2 separate regions of the Homo sapiens genome follow, and region 2 is linked to region 1. A link is a contact called in ENCODE Hi-C or POLR2A ChIA-PET data. All regions are on one chromosome and are shown on one strand. The core of a region is the stretch at or near the end of the contact, and the rest is flanking DNA. Distances in the headings are between cores, read along the strand shown. Region 1 holds the start of TBL1X (transducin beta like 1 X-linked). Region 2 overlaps WWC3 (WWC family member 3).

Region 1 (4,464 bases), core at 801-3,300:
CAAGCTAGGAGGCTGGTTGGCTGCGCAGCTACTCCAGAGTGTGCGGTAGCCGAGGGCTGCGTCCGCGTAAAGCCCAGAGCTGTAATGATGTCAACTTGTTATTTACTTTCCAAATCTGAATGACTGAGCAAGGCGAAAGGAGAATCAATCAACCACAATGTGACCCTACAGGCGGAAAAAACGCAGCACTCCCACCAGCAGGCGGTGGGGGAAGGGAAGCACGTGTAGCCAGGGCAGGGTTGCATCATGAGCTCGTTCGGGTTTTCTATTGCACCCTTCGTTTTTCTATTGCATGTAATACCTCAGCATCAGTCTGCACAAGCCCAGGGAGCCCAGGAGCAACGAAGGGCAGGCTCAAGGGAAGGCCCCACCATGTCCTTCTGGGGGGCCTTGAATGGCAACTGATACATAATAAGACACAATCTATTCTGCTGATTCACAATTATGGAGACTGTGTAAGTGTGTATTTTTTTATTGATGTCCTCTAATGATGGTGTAGCAACAGTCGTTTTGCATCATTGACGTTTTACAGCAATATTTTGCAGGGTAATTTTGAGGTCCGCCGTTTTGGTGGAGGACCGGCCTCTTAAAAACTCACCTCCGGCCGGGCACGGTGGCTCACGCCTGTAATCCCAGCACTTTGGGAGGCCGAGGCCGGCGGATTGCCTGAGGTCAGGAGTTCAGACCAGTCTGGCCAATATGGTGAAACCCCGTCTCTACTAAAAATACAAAAAAAATTAGCTGGGCGTGGTGGCATGCGCCTGTAATCCCAGCTACTCGGGAGGCTGAGGCAGGGGAATTGCTTGAACCAGGGTGGTGGAGGTTGCAATGAGCCGACAGCGCGCCACTGCACTCCAGCTTGGGCGACAGAGCGAGACTCCTCAGAAAAACAAAAACAAAAACAAAAAAACAAAAACCTCACCTTAGGTCCCCCTCCCCCTACAACCAGAACAACAAATGGTCTAGAGTTCGAGGAAGAGCAAGTGAGGTTATAGTTTAGATTGCTGAGTGTACCGGGCTCTTAGCACGAAGCTCATTATATAGTAAAGGAAGGGGCAAGAATATTTGAAAAATATTCAACGAGGCTGACCCCAGAGGTGCTGGGGAGGGGGAGTGGAGATCTGTTTAACTGAATTAAGGCTGCGAGTGGTTGGGAGTAGCCTACGTGGAGGGGAGGAAGGAGCGCTGGGGACTTAGGTACACCGGGGCCAGGCCGTGTAAGCCATTGCAACATAAAGCACTTTGCAAGGGCCAGAGGGCTGATGCCTGGGGGGTTGGGGTGGGAGTGATGAGGCCCGAGTGCCCAGGTCCCCCCAACCTCCTCAGCCCCCACACCCGAGTTCCTGGCGCCTATGCCTGTGTGTCTGAGTTTGTCCCTAAGCATTTCTGGCTCTTCTTGGGAGGTGTTTTGCAAAGGTCGAGGCTCCGCCGGAACCCCCACTTTTTGAGCTGGGGTAAAGACTACTGGGGTGTCTTCTAAGACGCCGATTTTGAGGGAGATTCACCATCGGGCAGGTGGCAGGGGGTTCTGTTGGGGCAGCCGGGTGGCTTCCTTTTTGGGGTGGGGGAGGGTAACACTTTAGCAGTGATCGAGGTTCCCCTGCCCCCTAGAAACTGAGGGGGTGGCCGAGGTTCCCGTCCCCTCGAGGCAGTCGTGGAAAGGCTGGGTTTGGGATGTGATGGGGGTAGCCCTGGGGTCCTCTCAGTCCCACGGAGGCCACGGGGAAGGGACCGGGACCAGAGCAACTAGGGAGAGGCCCGGGTTCCCCTCACCCACCCTAGGCGTGGGGGAGCGGGGCGGGCTTGGTAGGGACGCTGGTCCCCCGACCGTGGGACAGGGGCTGGGTTGGGACGCGGGTCCCCACTAGGAGCCGCGGGGGAGGGGCAGGGCCGGAGTCCCTACCCTCGTAGGGGAGGGGCTGGTTCGGGACGCGGCTCCCCCGGGGCGCAGGGGCGGGGCCGGGTGGTACGCCGGGTCCCCTCCCACGGCCGTGAGGGAGGGGCCGGCGGCGGGGGCGGACCCCTGGCGGTCCTCCTGGCTGGGGTCCGCGCGCTCGCGGCAGCTCCCCGTGGAGGTCACTGTCCGTGCCAGTCCCTCCCGCTGTCCCGCCCTCTCCCGCTGCCGCCGCCGCCGCCGCCGCGCCCGCCTCAGCGCCCCCACTCCGCGCTTGGGAGCGAGGAGCCGCCAGCGCCCCCGCCCCGCCGCCGCCGCAGCGCCCTCAGGCCGCCATTCGCCACCGAAACTTTCCAGCGCCCGCGCTCTCTCCGGGACTCGGCGGCGGCGGGGCGGGGGCGGCCCGGGGGCGGCGCGCGGCTGCTCCGGGGCGCCGGGCCCTCTTCGGCCGCCGCACGGCCGGGACTCGGAGGCTGCCGGCTGGAGGGAGGTTCGGAGCGCGGCCGGGCGCGCGGCGCCGCCACAAGTTGCGCTGCTCGCGACGAGGTGAGTGCGCAGGGCTCGGCGGGCCGGGCGCGGGGTCCGCAAACTTCTGCGGGGAGGCGGGTCCCGCGCTGACCCTCCAGGGTCCGGCCGGCGGCTCGGGGCGCCCGAACGCTCCACCCGCCCCTGGAACTCCTGTAGGTGCAGGTCGCCAACTGTCCCCGCGGCGCTCGGACTGGGGTGCGGCGCGCTCCCAGGAGCCTGAACAATACCCCGAGGTGGCCGCTCCCCGAAGTGCCGGCGCGCCTTGCGGGGAGAGACGGAGGTCGGCGGGGGGCTCCTTTGTTTTGGGGAGGGGGAAGTGGCCGGTAAGTTTAGGGAAGCGCTCGGCTTTTCCTCCGGTGCCCCTTTGTCTGCCGATTCAGGGGCTTGCTGGGCAAACCTGCGCCACCGCGGGCTCCGGGGACCGGGGTGGAGGGCGGTGGCGGGATTTCCCCGCTGTTGGGGAGAAGAGCCCCATTCATACCCGGGACGCGGGCCGGCCCTCCCGGACCCGGGTGGAAGCGCAGCCTCGCGGAGTGGGGCAAGCGGCGGGCGAGGTGGCGCGGGCCCCGTGTCTGCTCAGTTTCTGACGCGCAGAAACTGTCAAGGAAGTCGGGAGCCCCAGTCCTCCGCCCATCTCCCCGGCCTGAGCGCACGGCTGGGCTGGGGGCACCCTTGGCCCGTCGAGGGTCTGCAGAGCGCCGCCCGGGGAGAGCGCAGACCTGTTGCTGCTCCTGGGCTCTGACGGGGCGGGTGGGGTGGGTCTCGCAGATCCTGGGCCCCGGCCTTGCTATCCAGGGGGACCTTCCCTAACGATGGGACCGGTGCTCGGAGTGGAGTATGGGGAGTGCGCCTTCGGGAGTCGGCGCTGGCCGGATATGTGACAACTGTGGGTCGCTGGAGGCCCGCCTGCGCTGGGATAGGGCCTGGACTTCACGTGCGTCGCCTGTGTTCCGTCAGACCGGGGCCGGGGCTCGCTCCCTGCAAGGCCTCGTGTTCCCCCAGCCAGCTGCGTTGGACGTTCCACAAAGGTAGGGACTGACGTTTATTCTCGAGTCAGTGATGTTCTGGAGCAAAACCTAAAAAGAAACAAAAACCTACCCTCTATTGTATTTGCAACTGTTTCTGCTTTGCATTGTCATGTGTGGTTTGACCTGCCTTTTGGATGTTTTCCTCTCCTGAAACATCGCCCAGTCCCTGGTTTAACCTGGAAGGCGAGGGGGAAGGAAGGCAACCTCCCTGCTAAGGTTCCAGGCAGTGGCTTTGGTGTTGGAAGTGGCACTTGACGATTTTATGAAAAGTTTACAAGTCCTTCCTAGAAAAGATGTAATTAGGAAAAATAAAATACAGAAGAACGTTGAGTATGACGCGTTTATTTTAAAGGGTAGTCCTGTCTCAAATGTGCTGCACATTTTTGTGGAAAGCCACCAAGCTGGGTAACTAATGCAAACAACAAAAGTTGTTCATCACTGGATCACCGGCCCTTAAGGCGATTCCAGCCCTTAGTAGAACACACACCTGTAGGGCAAATATGGAGATTTGTGGTGTAGTGCTGCCACCCTCGCTCCCCAACTCTCAGGCATTTTGCCCCTTTACCTCAGAGAACTTCTCTCTGTCAGTGGTTTTAAAGAGGAAACAGTTTGCAAAAATAACTTTATTGTAGACATACTTAGAAGTGAATGTTTCAATTTCTGGAGTTTTCCCATCAATTATATCAGTACCACTGGTTCTGTACAACATCATCTTAGTTAGAAGATTTTTTTTCACCTTTTAAGGTGACGAACAGAGGCGGGAAAATGGTCCCTGCAGAGGGAGGCCATCTCCAGCAGGTCCCGAGGGTCAGGAATTCAGATTATCCGATCTACTCCTGCTGGATAGGAGCACACCTCCGCTAGAACCTGGGTCCGGCCCCCTCCCAGTTTTCTGCAGGGCGTCCAGATTCCGGTGCTCTGCCCCGCAGCAGTGCCCTGTGGGCCTCCTGGCTTAGCTGATCAGCACAGCTTCTCTGCCCAGCGAGGCAGGACCATCCTCCCACTGCTTTCCTG
Region 2 (4,464 bases), core at 784-3,283, 660 kb after region 1:
TGGTAGATCAATAGATAGGTTGATCACTCTATAAAATAGTAGTCTGTTGGCACTTACGTGCGTAACCAGAGGCCATCATGTTCTGAGACTGCCCCAGGGCTTTTTGGCATCTCTATTTTGGTGTCTGCCCCTGTGTTTGCAAACACACTTTGGTATCCCCAGATACATTGTTTCTGAAGTCCATATATGCAGGTATCCTTCATTAGCTTTGTTCCTCTTTATAACCACAGGTTGATTGCTCCATGTTTATTCCGTTCAGTCAGAAAAGAAATATCCAATTAGGACTTCTTTCTTAGTCTCCCTCCTCTCTCCCACCACCTTCTCCTTAAGGGATTGAGATTCCAGAATGTCAGTCTAGTTAGGCATAAAATCTGCACAAGGCCCAAGGGCCACTTTGGGTCAGAGGAGAGACAGAGTGGGAGGGAGAAGCGCTGACTTAATTTCACATCCTGGTTTCTTTATTTTTTCCTTTGCTTTCCGTGGCAGATGCTATAATGGTTGAAACTTCTTGGACTGGGAAGTATTTGCTTACGTGTGTAGACACTGCCATCTCGTGGTGGAGCCATATGTCATTCGTGATTATTTCTTGTATTACACTGCCATCTTGTGGCGGATTCGTATATGACATTGGTGATGAATTCTTGTATGGCACTGCCATCTGGTGGCGGATTCTTATATGACACCGCCAATAAATTCCTGAGTGACACTGCCATCTGGTGGTAGATTCTTATATGACATCGGTGGTGGATTCTTGCGTGACACTGCCGCCTAGCGGTAGCTTTTTATGATACTGCCATCTGGTGATGGTTTTATATGTTACATATATTACATTGTTTCAAGGACACATATGTATTATGTTGTTCTAAGGACACGTTTATTTGTATCCTTAGAAACTTGAAATAGTTGACCCTGCTGGGTGTCCCCAGAGGGCCGGGTTGGGTAGCCAGCTTCAGGCATGGACACAGGGGGGGCTCCTCGCCTCCCCTGCCCCATCATGTATCAGCTGTGCTGGGAACACTGCAGTCTAAGTTTGGCCCCCAGCAAGTCTTAGTAAGACAAAATTTTTGTAAGATAAAAATCAAAGTTGTCCAAACTTGCAAACCAGCCTCTGAATGATTTTTTCCTTGTGTTTTCAATCAATCGGAGGAAACAGAAGGCAGGTCAGAGGAGTGGGGCAATACACTGTGATTTTTCATACTATTTACGTTTTTGTTACAGTTTTGTCTTCCCTGGATTTTAAAAGTCAAATGTGTTATGATTATGAAATACTTAGCTATTTTCATCTACCCATTAGTATTTGCTAATCAAAACCTGTAAAAATCTTGACTTTGCTCATATTGATGTTTTTATGATATTGATATTCTGTTTAATGTTGTTGGCTTAAATTCTGCAGTGTTTTCACTTTGTGCTTTTTTTTTTTTTTATCTCCTCATGCGGCTCGACAGAAGTGCTCACTGTAAGTGGCCTTGGGAGTCCCCTTGCTCAGCGTTGTTGCTCAGGCCCCAGGCATACGTTTGTGCTGTGGATGGATGTGTTCAGGATGGCTGGGGTGTGGCCAACGACGGTTATCTTATAGCTGTGCTTCAACACAAGTTGGCAATTGGCCTTATTGTTATCTCATTGTTAATATTCAAGCTGTTTAAGAACTTTCCTAGAAGCTTTCACTGTTCATTCCCTGTATGTGTTTGTTTCTGGAATGTAATGGCGTTCGTTGCTGTCATATGCCACCTGGCAGCTCTGCTATGCTGTGGTTTTGACTGTATTTTCTTCCTTTTTACCAAGCACTGTTCACATCCTTGGCTCTTAGTGTCTGTCTGTCTTGAATGATGAAAAGGGAGTAAAGAGATTTTCACATGAACATGGGGAAGATTTGACCCTTGTCTCCCTGGCACTGCTCCTGAGGGTCCACCTCTGTGCCTTGAAGCCCCAGGGCAGGTGTCCGGGGTGTGGAGCGTGGAGTCTGTGCTTTTTCTCAGCCGGGGCAGTTGCCGACAGGACTTCCTCCTGGCAGTTCCTACTTCCACCCACCCTGTGGGTCCAGTGACTCAGCCTGGGCTTCGAGGATTAGCTCCTTCATTTCTTTCCTCTCTGTATTGACTTCTATGGCAATGATGAGAGAGAAACGTGGCCAGACTTGCGCCTTGGGCTGGGTTGGTTGCAGGTGCTTAGGCTCATTACCTGGTGCTGTTTCCCTGCAGGCATCTACAGCTGAGTCTGGGGACCACGCGTGTCAAGGCTGGGAATGCAAATGGTAGTGGTGGTTTCCTTTGCTGGGGGTTGATGCAGTGGTTGGGGGGGCTTCCATTTGCAGTTGAGGGCCAGGTGTTTGGGTCCTTCCATGTGGCAGGGATAAAGAGGAGAGCTGGCATCTGGAGTCATGATCTGTCTGAGAGGCAGTGCCTCCGGCCACCGTAGGATGGAGGCCAGCTTCCAGCCCTGGCTGATGGGGGAGAAGCAGCGAATTCTCCAGATGTGGTATGGCAGACCTTTGGAAGATTCACTCGGCCTCCACTTAACCTTGTGAGACCAAAGGCCACAGCCCCATGTGTTCTGCGTGCTGTTGAACATGTTTGTATTTCATTGGCGTGGATGATAATTTGGTTGAAAGGAGAGATGGTCACCAGTGGACTCAGTTTAGGAAGGCACAAAGGTCAACCCTTTCCGTTTCTAGAACTTAGCCAAAGAAAAGTGCGGAGATGGAAGCGGGAGCTGGCTTTGAGTGACGGTGGAGTGCCCAGCTGGGGCTTCCAATTTGATTCCGTGTTCCAGCCGAGTGTGCCCCTCCACAAAACAGACTCCTGGGCTCACAGTTGCATTTAGCGCGGGAAGATGATATACATGTTTGTATTGGTTTTGTTAAAAGGAACTTATTGCTATGAGGAAATGGGTAGAAACGGCTGATGAAATGTTAAAAGGAAACATTTCAATGGCTATTTTTGGCTCTTGAATAAAATAGATGTGAAAGATAAAAATAAGCATAGCAGGAATAGCAGCGTGCTAACCCAGAAGGGCGGCTGGAAGGCTCCTGCCTGCGGTCACTGAGACAGCCACGCTTGAGCCCCAGCTTCCTCCCCCGGGGCCGCAGGCCTCCCAGGTGGTGTTTTCAGAGAATGAGTGTGGGTTCAACTGTGTCCTCTGCTTTGAAGGTTGCTAATTTTTCTAGGGTTTATTTGGATAATTAAAATGTTTTTTTCCTGAGTATAAAAGCAGTATTTGTTGTATAAAACATGGGAAATACCCGACAGCATAAAGAAGGCAGTGAAAACCATGACCTCTTGGCGAGCGCCGCTGCTGTTCCCATCGGGCTAATGCTGCTTTCCTGTCTCGTTTGTGTGCGCGGCTTTCAGAAAGTGCCATTTGAGGGGCTTCTCATCGTCATCTTATGTTCTGTGTGTTCATTAAGGGGGTGGAAATAGATTTATGAATCCAAGAGGTAGCAGAAGTTCATTTCTTCAATTTTCCCATATGAAAAACAACTAGAGCACAGCATGTCTCCGTGTGTGTGTGTCCCAGCGAGTCTCTGGAACACTCATTGACGAAGTGTGTGCTCCAGCGTCAAGGACCCCGGTCCCCGGTGCTGTTATTTCCTGACCCTGTGTGTGTCCCTTACTTACAGCAGTGACTCTTCGAGAAGACAGTGCCAAGAGGTTGGAGAGGAGGGCACGCCGCATCTCCGCATGTCTGTCGGATTATTCGCTAGCCAGCGACAGTGGGGTGTTTGAACCTCTAACCAAAAGGTCTGAAGCTAGTCTTACTATTTCCTTCTCCCTACGCAGAATCACCTGTGTTACTGGCAATCACAAAAAGATTCCGTACTGAAACTTTCATACATTGACACTTTGTTTATTTTTCCAGGGGTAGGATATTTTTCTAGCTTCTTTCACCTTTGGGTGATTGGGTTTTAGAAAGAAGTCTTTCTCCCTGGCCCTGGGGGCCTAAGGCTTGAGTCTGATGGAGCTCAAAAAGGAGAATCAATGTATGGGAGAGCCCTGCTTTTCTGGAAAGGACATTCATTCATTAGAAATGAATTTCTTCCCTCCCTCCCTTCCTTGTTTTCGTAGCTATAGGAATGGTTTCACAATGACACAGCGCCTTTTGGAATTCCATGCTTTATTTTGATCGGGCATCTTTGATGTCATTATTTCTTTGTACAATTTAAGTCTCCGGTATCTAGAAGACAGTTCACTTAAAGTTAATTTTTGAACATTTCCTCAAGTATTACATGTGGTTTTGAAAGGCGTGCAAGGTTACTTTCTTCTTTTATTTATTTATTTTTTGTTTGTTTGTTTGAGACAGGCTCTCGCTGTCGCCCAGGCTGGAGTGCAGTGGTGCAATCATAGCTCACTGCAGCCTCAAACTCCTGGGCTTAAGCAGTTCTCCCACCTCAGCCCCACAGATATCTGGGATTATAGCACACACCACCGTGCCTGGCTAATTTTTGTATTTTTAGTAGAGATGGGGTTT

The links. Hi-C counts contacts between places; a loop is a spot of excess contacts on that map. ChIA-PET counts read pairs that join two places held with the same protein, here RNA polymerase II (POLR2A). Pooled maps may share reads with other maps.
Region 2: a map of OCI-LY7 shows a loop between it and region 1 (8-fold over the local background). The contact joins the enhancer-like site here to the promoter of TBL1X in region 1. A Hi-C loop is called at or near these places in 3 of 168 maps with a recorded cell type or tissue (B cell, HCT116 and OCI-LY7), 8 of 37 single-sample maps with no recorded cell type and 17 of 50 pooled maps. POLR2A ChIA-PET finds 5 or more read pairs at or near these places in 1 of 52 experiments (H1).

What each region holds. Positions count from the first base shown.
Region 1 is chrX:9,463,008-9,467,471 of GRCh38, forward strand. TBL1X (transducin beta like 1 X-linked) reads left to right here and starts at 2,051. Exons shown (of 18, transcript NM_005647.4): 1 at 2,051-2,440. RefSeq lists enhancers at 1-276, 651-1,479, 1,307-1,506 and silencers at 1,737-2,316, 2,437-2,576, 2,877-3,026.
Region 2 is chrX:10,119,003-10,123,466 of GRCh38, forward strand. It overlaps WWC3 (WWC family member 3), which reads left to right. Exons shown (of 24, transcript NM_015691.5): 13 at 3,617-3,737. Among named protein-coding and RNA genes, the nearest start is that of CLCN4, 36 kb to the right of the region's middle. RefSeq lists an enhancer at 427-721. Within about 2 kb of position 2,034, at least 4 of the 41 ENCODE cell types and tissues checked have a DNase peak (open chromatin) inside an H3K27ac peak, as active enhancers do; they include OCI-LY7, where a contact is called at or near this core.